2 separate regions of the Mus musculus genome follow, and region 2 is linked to region 1. A link is a loop called in an ENCODE intact Hi-C map of the cell type or tissue named here. Cell type or tissue: heart. All regions are shown on one strand. Each heading gives the region's core, and the rest is flanking DNA. Links, peaks and the distances in the headings are about the cores only.

Region 1 (6,439 bases), core at 883-5,882:
TGAAAATATTTCCCATGCTGATTATTATGATTTTGCCACTGAAAACTTAAAAGTTAAAAGAAAAAAATCTGTACCACTGAATCAAAAATACAGACACACACAGATATACATAGACATACCACACATATACATACATACAAACACACACATACTCAAATACACACACACAGACAACTCATATCACACACACAGAGACATACCACATACACACATATATACACACTACACACATATACCATACAAATACAAACACATACAAACATACCTGTACCACAAACACACACAGACTTACATACAGACACACCACATACACACGCATACACATATCACACACACAACCTCCTACACACTCAAAACACCAACCGAGAGGAACAGATGATGCCTGGCTCTTCTCAGTATACACTGTAAAAAGGTTAGTATGCATTCTCCATGAGAGAATGACACATCACTATAACTCACAACAGATGCCAATAAAGTTCACTTATGTTACTGTAACAGCAGAGACGGACAGGACATTGGGCACTCCTAACTTGCATGAGTTCAAGAAGACACACCTAGGAAATGTCACCCAGGTCCTGATCACTGTAGCAGCAGACATGGGCAGTGCTAACCCAGGTGAGGAGAGACTACCTAACAGGTTGCTAACAGCTGCCCTAGGACAAGGTCCAGGTCAGACTCTGTCACAGGGCACAGGAATACCAGGGGCATAAGTTGGGAACAATTCAAGGGGCCAACAGAGACCGAACAGGGCAACACAGGAACCACAGAGGTCAGTAGCTGAGGGGAAGCGTGTTATCTGGGGAGGTGAGAAAGGAACAATGGGAAATGGGGCTCAGGAGCCAGTAACCAACTCATACTGTCTCTGCATGTCCATGGCTGGCTGCACATCTAGTCTACCTCAGTGAACACAGCTTTGTGACAACATAAAGCCTCACCCAAAAGGCCAACTGTGAGGATTGCTTGTAAGATCCAGTGAAAAGGTTCTGCCAGTCAAACTGGACATTTCAGCACAGGAACATAGTTCAAGGATTTTTTTTTTTCTTCTCTCAACAGCATCAAGGAGTCAAGACACCTCAGGAGAGGCTGCAATAGCTAGACTGCGAAACTATGCACGGACCCGTGAGTCTTTGTTGGGTGCAGTTCCTAATCCACAGCCCTCTGCCCCAGCAGGCATATGGCAGAGGCCAGAATGAGACTGGACTACTTTTTTCTTTTGTTTAAAGACATGGTCTCATATAACTTAAGTGGTTCATATAACTCAGCTTGGCCTCAATTCTTCTTTCTCCTCCCAAGTGCTGGACACCATATCCTTAGGAACAAACAAACAAACAAAACATTCTCACCTTCACTGCCACAAGTCTCAAGACCTCACTTAACTTTTCTATCAGAGTACGAATGCTATTTTACCATTTTCCAGAGTAATTCTGAGATAAAGAGGGAAACGTAATGACTAGATTAACTGTTTCCTTGAAAAACACAGCAATCCCCCTCACTTTGGTTTAAAGTCTATCTGAACTTCTTCCGGTAATTTACCAAGGCCCGCTACCATACAGGTAAAACCTGGCTCTCATTTTGTTACTTACGTCTTCAGTGTCAAAGTTTATCCTTAATAAGGTTACCTTTCTTAATTCAAAGGTAACACTGTGCAGTACAACACTGTAGGCCTGGCTCTCACTGCCCAGGGCCTGCATGCCCCCTTCCCTCTGGCAACACCAAGCTCACGTCTCCCGGTCAGCACTGTGGCAATCTGTGTGCTGCACGAGAGGTTTCCTTACCAAAGAGACTTTTAAAGCAACTCTATGCAATTAATTTATCTAAGTGTATAAAATTGTTCTTTTTTTCTTTAGAAAGATTTGCTTCCAACCAGCTAGATGTGTGTGTCAGTGCGTATGGGCACTTTGATATGAGAGATAACTCCTAAAATTTATCTTCTGACCTCTACTCGACAGAGCTGGCACAAACATAAAATGAAAATAATTAAACACACACACACACTAGCCCATACACACAAAATGAAAATAATTACATGTATGCACACACACATACATACTTGCACACACACAAGTACTTTGTGCCAAGCATGGCAATGCATGCCAGACAAGATCATGAGTTTGAAACCTACCTGAGCACATAGCAAAATTCAGACGAAATTACAATTTTAACACACACACACACTTAGTTTATGCACTTTGTAACACACAGTCCAACCTATACCTAACCCTGACAGCTTGCAATTTCGTAGCAAGAACAATTCCTAACACTCAAAACTTCCCAGGTGTGAAAAATTTTACAAGTCTTAAGTCACAGAGTCCTCACAACAGCATTCTGAGACCAATACTATTAGTGTACCCATTTTACAGCCAAGAAACCAAAGGCAGAGAGACCTTACCTAATACCACAAAGCCAGTAAAGGAGGAGTCATGACTCAAGGGCGGTCAGTCTGGCTCCAGAACCAGCACTCATTTTCACTCTGCTCCAGACTCTTACAAGACAGCTGATTAGACCACGAGCTGGAAGGAGTCACATCTCTCTATTCCCTCCTAGGCACTCAGAATCCCTTGAAGACTGGCTTTCCGGACTATCCAGTCACACCTCTCCTTCTAATTCCCTTCCCCCCACGTTCGTTGTAAAAAGGGGAGCAGGGACAAAACCACCTGCTGTTTACAGACTGCGCCCAGGACGCAGTGCTCAATTGCCCTCCCTAGCTCCCAAAGACAAACGTCCGTATTGTCTGCACCACGGGAGGAACTGAAGCCTTGCAACTGTACGTTTTTCTGCAGAGGTCACTGGAGGCCTGGCCAACCCGAACAACACTGAAGGGGGAGGGGGTCCAGCCGCATTTTTGCGGCTGAAGGTTGCGTAGCGCCCACAGCAGCTGCGGTGAGCAGCAGCATGGAACACACCCACAGCTGCCGCGCCCGAAGCGGGCAGCACGTTTTAAAATAAAGACAGCCTGCCTGGCCCGGGATGCACAGCCTGCCGGCTCGCAGCCCCCACCCACCCCACGCCTGCCAAACAGCAGGCGCCCAGGGAGTTCCAAGTCTGAAAGGCCGGGGAGAGGACCACCCGAGCCTGCCGCAGAGGCCCTGCCGCGAAGCCAGGGCGCACCACGCGCAAGCAAGCCACGACCCGACCCAGAGACGCCCACCGACTGCCGGGCATCGCGGACAAAGCCTAGCCCGCAAGATCCTCGTTCGGCAAGCACTATCTCTCACCACCCCCAAACGGACCGGAGCCCAGTGCACAGAAAGGGCACAAGCACACCACCGGCTCTGGGCCTGGACACAGAACGCACGCACACCTGTCCTCGGGCTGACTACACACACCTGTCTGCAGGCCGGGCACCCTCACATCTCACACCCACCATCAGGTCCACCCCAACCCCAACCACCTCAAGCAAAGGGCTCGCACACAACTATCTTGGCCAGGGACACACACGCACTCACGCCCATCCAAAGGCCGGGCACGCGTGCAGACCATGGCACCCTCACACCCACCACCCTCGGGCCCCTGCTCTTACGCAAACCCGCCTTCACACTCCCTGGCCCTTGGCCGCGGCGTCCTCCTGCGGACCCTCCCCTACCGGGTCACCTGGGGCCCCGATTTCTAGCACGACTGGACTGGGGGGCCTCCGCCTGGGCCAGGCCGTGGGGCCGCAGCGAGGCCTCTCCGCCATCTTCCCGGCCCGCGCCGCCCACCTCCCGCGCTCTCACCAGCCGGCCCTGCGCCCGGAGCGCCGCCACTGCCCCTCATCACCGACCGCACGCTGCGCCCCAGCTCCCGGCGGCTCCCGGCCGCCGTCGCCGCCGCAGCCAGCGCTTCACGTCCTGGGTCTCCGCCGCTGGTCCAGTGCGCTGCGGCCGCGCGTCCCCCGTCACCAAGCGCAACCCCCCGCCTCCGACTCCGCCCCCGCGAGGATGGTGGCGCCGCCAGGGGGCGCCGCCCGCGAGGCTGCAATGCGCCTGCGCCACCGCGCAGCCCCTCGGGAGCTCCGAGGGAGCCTTGCCTCTGTCGGAGGCCCCGCCCCCGATGCCGCGCTAGCCGGCCGTTCCGCTCTCACCTGTACCCGCCCACTTCTGGAGGTCTGGGTCACCTCAGGTGTGTCCTAACGTGGGTGTGGCGTGACTCTATTAGTTCTAGCCCTGCTGGGGTTCCTAAGCTTGAGATATACCTCTTCCTTGACTCTGGAAAGGTAGCTATTGTCTAAAATACTCTGCGTATTCCATGTTTGTAACTTCCCTTTATTATTTTCCTCCTTTTATTTCCTTGACTATTCTCGTAGTAACTCAGGCACAGCTTTAAATGTGCTCTCTTTTCTATTTTTTTTTTTTTTTTTGTAATGTGTATTGTGTGTGAAGCATGTGCACGCACGTGCCAACAGTGTCCGTGTGGAAATCGGAGGACAACTCCTTTCACCATGGGTTCTAATGACGGAACTCGCATCATCAGGCTTGCACAGAGAGCACCTCTACCCACTCCATGGCCCTTTTAACTTCTTATTAATTTTTTTTAAGAGAGAGAATTTCAGATGGCCCAGGCTGACCTTCAACTTCCCTATGTAGCGAAGGATGACTTTGAAACTCTAATCCCGTCTTCATCTCTCTTGTGCGAGGATTACAGGCACCATATCCGGTTTACACAGCTGAGGAGGTGAAACCCATTCTAGGAAAGCCCTTTACCTACTGAGCTACATCCTCAGCTGCCATTTGGGTTTTTTGTATTTGACGAGCTCTTGCTCTGTGTACCCGGGCTGGCCTCAAACTTAAAATCCGTCTTTAACACATTACAAGTGCGTTTGTCACCCTCCCAGACTTCGGAATATTCAGTGTTGTTGTTGTTGTTTTTGTTTGTTCATGTTTTCGTTTTTTGAGACAGGTTTCTCTGTGTAGCCCCGGCTGTCCTGTAACTCGATCAGTAGACCAGACTAGCCTCAAACTCAGAGCTATCTACCTGCCTCACTTTGCTAGTGCTGAAATTAAAGACGTGGGCCATTACTGCCCGACACCAGTTCTTTACTTTAAAAAGAAAAACACACACACACACACACAAAAAAAAAACCAAACTTTTTTTTTACCTTGGCTTGACAATTAAGAGTAAATACTGCTCTTCCTGAGGATTCAAGTTCAATTCCCAGCATCCATGTCAGGTGACTCAAAACCACCTATAATGCCTGACAGAGGTGGCACATGCCTTTAATCCCAGCACTTGGGAGGCAGAGGCAGGCGGATTTCTGAGTTCAAGGCCAGCCTGGTCTACAGAGTGAGTTCCAGGATAGCCAAGGCTATACAGAGAAACCCTGTCTCAAAAAACCAAAAAACAAACAAACAAACAAAACAAAACAAAACACCTATAACTCCAGCTCCATGAGATCAATAGTATTCATGTGTACACACACACACACACATTTTTTAAAATGGTGAAAATGAGCCTTCAGAATATTTTGCTTATTTAGTTTGTATGTCTGTAGGGCTGCATGTGTCAAGACCTCTGTAGAGATGTCAGAAGACAAACTCTAAAGGAGTCATTTCTCTTCGGCTATTGAGTCCCGAGGATGGAACTTGGGCCATCAAGCTAGTGGCAGGTCATCTCCAGCTCATGTCTTCATTTCTCTGTGTCGTATTTAAATTCCACTTGCAGACAAATAAAATGGCCCAAAGCTCTTCCAGGACTGCACACAGCGTTCCATCTGTATCCAGACCAAGAGAGCTCAGAGCCTTCCACACCCCGCAGTGCTGCAGACCCAAGCCCTGGGGATCTCCACTGTGCTCACACTTAGCACGTCCTTGCTGAGTCATCCTGGGCTCTGCTCTTAGGTATGGATGAGGGCTCCTGCTCTGTCTCCAGCCCCCTCAGCAATGCGGCTGGAAACAGACGTTCTAAATGCTGCAGAAAGGAACGCACAAGCAGCAAGGCTATTTATCTTTGCAAAAATGAAATTAACCGGGCTAGCAAGTCCTCGAGGGCCAGAAGCTCACTTCGAGTGTATCCTAAGGCAGGTGGTGACTGTGTCTTTTTTCCTATTGCCTGGGGTCACCTCATAGTCTTTTCCTGATTCAGCCTGATTCAGTTTAAAAAGATTCAGCTTGGAGTAAATGAAAGGGAGAGGGTGAGGTGTCAGCTGCTGCAGATCACGTTTGGGAACTGGAGGAGGGCAGGGCCTTTGTGGAAAGAAAAGCTTTACCAGGTAGAGGAAAGTAAAAGGTTTGAATTTCTTTACACAAAAGTTTTAGAGGGTGTGAGATATACAGAATATTGGCCTTTGGTGACGAATTTTTTTCCTTGTTCACCCACCTGAAGTAAGCTGACTTGGATGAAGGAAGACCGTCTCCTCCCTGCGGCTGAAGAAACATTACCAACATGGCTGACTGGATTCCTTTTGAGTGTTTTTTGTTTGTTTCAATATTTTTGAGATGTTTGTTATGTTTTATGTGCTTGCCTG
Region 2 (6,439 bases), core at 452-5,451, 83 kb after region 1:
TGAACAGACACCATGACCAAGGCAAGTCTTATAAAACACAACATTTAATTGGGACTGGCTTACAGGTTCAGAGGTTCAGTCCATTATCAAGGTGGGAGCATGGCAGTATCCAGGTAGGCATGGCGCAGGAGGAGCTGAGAGTTCTATGTTTTCATCCAAAGGCAGCTAGTGGAAGACTGACTTCCACGCAACTAGGGTGAGGATCTTTTCTTTTTTTTTTTTTTTTGGTTTTTTTCGAGACAGGGTTTCTCTGTATAGCCCTGGCTGTCCTGGAGCTCACTTTGTAGACCAGGCTGGCCTCGAGTTCAGAAATCGGCCTGCCTCTGCCTCCCAAGTGCTGGGATTAAAGGCGTGCGCCACCACGCCCGGCTAGGGTGAGGATCTTATACCCACACCCACAGTGACACACCCATTCCAACCAGGTCACACCTATTCCAACAAGGCCACACCTTCAGATGGTGCCACTCCCCTGGTCCAAGGATATACAAACCATCACAACCCCCCAAAACAAAATCAAAGGAACAAAACTAAGAGCAACAAAGCTAGCATATTGGTATCTTTCATCCTAGTACATGGGAGGTAGAGGAGACAGAGAGAGCAAAGGCAGAGGCAGGCAGGTCTCTAGGAGTTTGAGGTCGGGCTGGTCTATGCACTTAAGTTCCAGGATAGCCAGAGCTACTTAAGGCAGGGCTACCCTGTGTTGGGGTTCAAGAATTGCCACATGAAACCCACATCAACCTCAGTTAAGAACTTATTGAACGCATACCCCAGACTCATCAATCAGGACCACCAAAAAGACCCAGAGCCTAAGTGTATCAGCCAGGCCTCAGGGCAGGCGTTTTATAGGAAAAGTCAGGAAGTGAAGAGGCATAACATTTTTGGCTAACCATACAGCTAACTTATTGGTCTTAGGTGAAGTAAGAGAGGATGGGGGGCGCAATACATTGAGATAATAGAGTAGAGGTGAACCCTAACTTTTTGGCTGAGTAGCAGTCTCCAGTGTCAGCTATGGATAATTTCTTCTGGGAAGTGGAGCCTGAGAACCTGAACTTAATTTTAACTTATGAACAAAATGGAGACTGGATACAAAATGGCTCCAGTTATGTTAAATAGAGAGCAGGCTCCACACTCTCCCTTAAAATACCACCAGCCGCCGGGCGTGGTGGCGCATGCCTTTAATCCCAGCACTCGGGAGGCAGAGGCAAGTGGATCTCTGAGTTCCAGGACAGCCTGGTCTACAAAGTGAGTTCTAGGACAGCCAGGGCTACACACAGAAACCCTGTCTCGGAAAAACAAACAAACAAACAAAATGCCACCAGCCATGGTGACCTCTGTCTCCACATGCACACATATGCACATGCATTTACACATACATGTGTACCCACACACACGTGAGCACACACAGAAATGCACATCCCCTTCGCTAAAAAAAAAAAAAGATCCCCAAACAAAAGGCTTTTATGAACATATATTAGATATAGGTTGAATTTTGTTCTTCAAAAGATATCCTGGAGTCCTAAGATCTCCGGAACCTGAGAGTAAATGAGACACTATTTGGAACAATGGTCCTGGTAAGTGAAGTCATGAGAATGCTTACAGGAAAGTCGAAATCCCACCTAAAGATGGAGGCAGTGAGCCAGGAAGTGGTGGCATGGCACATGCCTTTAATTCCAGCATTCAGGAGCAGAAGCAGTCTGTCTGGAGACAGAGATTAGAGTGATATATCCAAGCTAAGGAATGTCAAGGATGTTTGGCTGCAAGCTAATGTTGCAAGGGGCTCAAGAACATGGTCCTATCAACACTTAGAGCTTCTGGAACCATTATATTTCTGCTATATCACGAAATTAATTTTGGCTGCTTAGGAAGTGTGTGTGTGTGTGTGTGTGTGTCTGTGTGTGTTATTTATTTAAGATGGAATCTCTGTGTAGCCCTGACTGGCCTAGAACTCACAGAGATCTCTTTGCCTCTGCCTCCCAAGTGTTGGAATTAAAGGTGTACACCATAACGCCCAACTTCCTCCAATCTCTGATGAAGCAACACACCAAGTTCTTCAGGTTGACCTTGAACTCACTCTGGAGCCCAGATTAGCCCTGCCTTGGGTTTGCGATCATCCTGTCCCAGGCTCTTCCGATCACTCGCTTATATCACCAGGGCTGGGTCATTAGCCATTCATACCATCCTTGATAAAACGTCCAGACTTTGCCGGCAAAATTAATCACCTACCCCAAAAGCTTCTTGGGGCTATAATGCATATACCACACAAATTTACCCCCCCCCCCCACTTCTGCGGGGAATTCTGTTTGGTTTATTGAAATTGTTTGGGTTTGTTTGTTTGTTTGTTTGAGACAGGGTATGTAGCGCTGCCTGTGCTGGAACTCTGTGTAGACCCGACTGACCTTGAACTGTTTCTGCCTCCTAGTGCTCGGATTAAAAGACGTGGGCCGCCGCCTAGACCATCTAAGTATTTTAAAATATGCAATTCGTTGGCATCAACCACAATAATTCTTACGTCTGTTCTTCACATGGGGCTGCACAGGCCAGCAGAATCCATGCATCCCACACGGAAGCTAACTGAACTTTCCTCTCGCTTCCCAAAACACTGTTAGAAGGCAAGCGACCGGGCGGCGCATGCGCTCGGCTCCCGGGACCACAGAGAGCCACGGTCGCGCTTTCCTAGAGCGGCCCGGAAGTGTCTAAGTGGCACTTCCTGAGACTCGGCCAAGTTTCAGCTGCTGCCAGCCACAGCCAGCTCCTGCGGATAGCTTCCTCCAGGTGCAGAGGGCGTTCAAGGCTTAGTTTGTATTTGTAATGTGTGATTTAGGTCTTCCAGAGCTATGATGAGGATTCAGGGTTTGGGGGGGTCCTCGTTCCCTATTTATGTAGGATTTTGGTGCGCGCTTCAGTTTCTTGGTTCTTTTCCCTGCCAACTGTTAAATCTCCGGGACGCCTCCCTTCTGCTAGACTCAGGCGGGCTCCTTTGCCGCAAGGTCTCAGGGCCACCTCCAAAGCATGCATCCTATTTGCTATCTATCCTTGGTAGACAGGCGGGTGGGAGCCCCTCATCCACCCCCAGTTTTTAGTACATGAAGCTCCCGAGTAGGAAGTCACTTGTCTCTCCTTCACCTCTCCAGGCTACTGTGGTTAGTACCTTCTCTCCGGCCTGGTCAAGAAAGGGAAAGGAAGGATGTCTGCGTTGGGGGCTGCGGCTCCATACTTACACCATCCAACTGACAGTCACAGCGGCCGGGTCAGTTTCCTGGGTTCCCAGCCCTCTGCAGAAGTGACGGCAGTGGCCCAGCTCTTGAAGGACTTAGACAGGAGCACCTTCAGAAAGTTGTTGAAACTCGTAGTCGGGGCCCTCCATGGGAAAGACTGCAGAGAGGCCGTGCAGCACCTTGGTGCCAGCGCCAACCTGTCAGAGGAGCGTCTGGCCGTCCTGCTGGCGGGCACACACACCCTGCTCCAGCAGGCTCTCCGGCTGCCCCCTGCCAGTCTGAAACCAGATGCCTTCCAGGACGAACTCCAGGAACTTGGCATTCCCCAAGATATGATTGGAGATCTGGCCAGTTTGGCATTTGGGAGTCAACGCCCTCTTCTCGACTCTGTAGCCCAGCAGCAGGGATCCTCGCTGCCTCGTGTGTCGAATTTCCGGTGGCGGGTGGATGTGGCCATCTCAACCAGTGCTCAGTCCCGCTCCCTGCAACCGAGTGTTCTCATGCAGCTGAAGCTCACAGATGGATCGGCACACCGCTTCGAGGTGCCCATAGCCAAATTCCAGGAGCTGCGCTACAGCGTGGCGTTGGTCCTTAAGGAGATGGCAGAGCTGGAGAGAAAGTGTGAGCGCAAACTGCAGGACTGAACCCTGGTACTGTGGGGTGCTGAAGCTGGTACCAGAACCCAGCCGCACTGGTGATGAGGATGTAAGAACATATTTTAAGTGAAAAGACAGCTGGGACTTTTGGGTTTTGTTTTACAAGTAAACAGCTGGGCTGAGGCTGGAGAATGTGAAATGTAAGGCCGGCCTGGCTGGGTTTTACGTAGTGAGGCTCAGTTTCGAATTAAAGAGGTAAAGCAACTATTAAAAACATGTTATTCTATTAGGGAATTAAACCTACCTGTCCCTTCCCCAGCTGTGCTCCTGGATGAGACGATGTGCAGAGCTAAGTCCAGATGAAGATCTCTTACAACATACAACATGGTTGCTCAGCATGGCTGAACTCTGCCCATTTGCTTTCCTAAGTCCTGTGCTTTGCTGCGGACGTGTTTATTCTTTTGCCCTAAATTCCTGCTTTCCTGAAGCTGACATCCTAGTGGAAAGATCAGAGGGGGTGGGGGGAAGACATTACAAATACTAAATATGCATTAAATAATGTTTGGTATATATAACATTAAATACATATTTTAAATATTAAGACATGAGAACAGGGCCGGAGGATTGATTGAGCAGTGAAGAGCACTTGCCCTTGCAAAGAGGACTTGGGTTCAAGTCCCAGCATTCACGTGGTGGCTCACAACCTTCTGTAACTTCAGTTGTGGGGGAAGGGCAGGGGGGACCCAACACCAAGACATCCAACACAGGCACATATGTGGTACTCAAACATACATGCAAGCAAACTACTCATACTCAGAAAGTTGTAAATCTAAAACAAACAATAAAACTATGAGTACAGCTTGTGACAATTGAATAGAGCCAGGTCAGATGAGGAGAAGGTTGGTCACAGGAGTACTCTGCAGACGGATCAAGTGGTGTGTCGGCTGCTAGTGAAGCCATGCAGCGTTAGTGGATTAAAACCTTTGAATGTGTCCGAGGCACCTGTCCAGTACTTTACCTCCCACTCCATGGGGAGTTTGGAACCACTGGGCATGTCAAGAGTGTCTTTGGGAGCTGGGGAGTTGAGTCTGTGGTTAAGAGCCCTTGTTGCTTTTGCAGAAGACCTGGGTTTGATTCCCAGCAGCCACGTAACAGCTCATAGCTGTTTGTAACTCCATTTTCAAGGGCTCCAATCACTTCTTTTGTCATTCCTGGGCACCAGGCATATACTTGGTGCAGTTGTACAGGCCAAACACCCAGACTCATAAAATAAATCTTAAAAAAAAAAATTGCCTGATGGTGGGGGTGCTCCTCTTTAATGGCAGCACTCAAAAGAGACAGATGGATCTCTGAGTTTGAGTTCCTCCTGATCTAGAGTGAGTTCCAGGACAGCCAGGTTTACACAGAGAAACCCTGTCTATAAATAAATATATAAGGTGTCTTTTTTCAGGGCTGGAGAGATGGCTGAGCAGTTAAGAGCACTGACTGCTCTTTACCTAGAGGTTCTGAGTTCAATTCCCAGCAACCACATGGTAGCTCACAACCATCTGCAATGAGATCGGATGCCCTCCTCTGGTGTGGCTGAAGATCATATAAAATAAACAACAATTTTTTTTTTTAAAGATGTCTTTGTTTCTGAAAGGACAACCCAGTGGCAGATGCCTATATAGGAAGAGTGTGACAGGGCTGAAAACTTGCACATACATTTACAGACTCTCACAAAACTGTCCTGTGGGCCGGTTGGCTGAGATATACCCTAGTGCTGGCAGGGCCCTATGCCCTGCACGGTTCACAAGACAAAGCACTAGCAGGCATCCTCCCACAGACTTTTCTGTATAGGCATCTTTCATTCTGGTTCTCTTCTGGGCTGACTCAACTCCTTACCCTGCCCCTGGGTGGCTTGATTTACCACTCTGCAAGTCCTGGAACCCTGCCACCCAAAGCTCCACTACCCTTCTGGAATACCCTGTGCACCAGCATCCTGTGGAACTTGAGCCATGACGATAACTCGGTGTTCTTTCCTCGTTTGTTTGTTTGTTTTTTCGAGACAGGGTTTCTCTGTACAACCCTGGCTGTCCTGGAACTCACTCCGTAGACCAGGCTAGCCTCGAACTCAGAAATCCACCTGCCTCTGCCTCCCAAGCCCTGGGATTAAAGGCATGTGCCACCACGTCTGGCCTGTCCCTTCTTCTTTTCAGTGTGTCAGATCACCAACCCATGTCCCTTCCTCCTCAATATGTCAATTTTAGCCTCTGCCATGTAAAATCTCCCAGTTCTGACAAACCTCTCTTACCAATTGGGACCCTGACCCTCAGTTACCTCCCTCTCAGTCTACACGTTTATGCCATTGACTACTTAGGTTTCACTCAGATGAAGAACCTCTGTTTGGGGGGCTCTGTGCCACTTTATCGCCCTGCATCGCTGCGTTCCTTCCCCGCTTTAGCTCTCCAGGGTCATTGCCCCCACCCTCTTTCCAATTGCTGAGGCCACTAACTTTTGGCTTCTTTGCCAGACATCTTGAGAACTCCGCAGGTGACCTTCTTAAATCCCAATCATTATCTTCTTGTTCTTCTTCACCTCCTTCCTCCCCTCCACCCCCAACCCCCTACCCCAGACTGGGTTTTCTTT

The links. A loop is a pair of places that touch in the nucleus more often than their neighbours do. Peaks named below come from ENCODE experiments on the same cell type or tissue, not always from the same donor. Only the 100,000 strongest peaks of a DNase experiment are listed, where the experiment ranks them.
Region 2: it touches region 1 in a loop (1.9-fold over the local background); 1 of 42 quality-filtered maps calls a loop at or near these places.

What each region holds. Positions count from the first base shown.
Region 1 is chr15:76,814,279-76,820,717 of GRCm38, forward strand. Arhgap39 (Rho GTPase activating protein 39) reads right to left here and starts at 3,888. Exons shown (of 12, transcript NM_001168288.2): 1 at 3,714-3,888. In heart, for the core only: a CTCF peak has its summit at 3,936 (motif pointing right); DNase peaks (open chromatin) are centred at 2,813 and 3,953; H3K4me3 peaks cover 2,417 bases; H3K27ac peaks cover 2,290 bases.
Region 2 is chr15:76,897,221-76,903,659 of GRCm38, forward strand. It overlaps Commd5 (COMM domain containing 5), which reads left to right and starts at 2,721. Exons shown (of 2, transcript NM_025536.2): 1 at 2,721-2,772; 2 at 3,132-4,077. The coding sequence starts at 3,185. The coding sequence ends at 3,859. In heart, for the core only: a CTCF peak has its summit at 2,727; DNase peaks (open chromatin) are centred at 2,651 and 3,581; H3K4me3 peaks cover 2,412 bases; H3K27ac peaks cover 2,675 bases.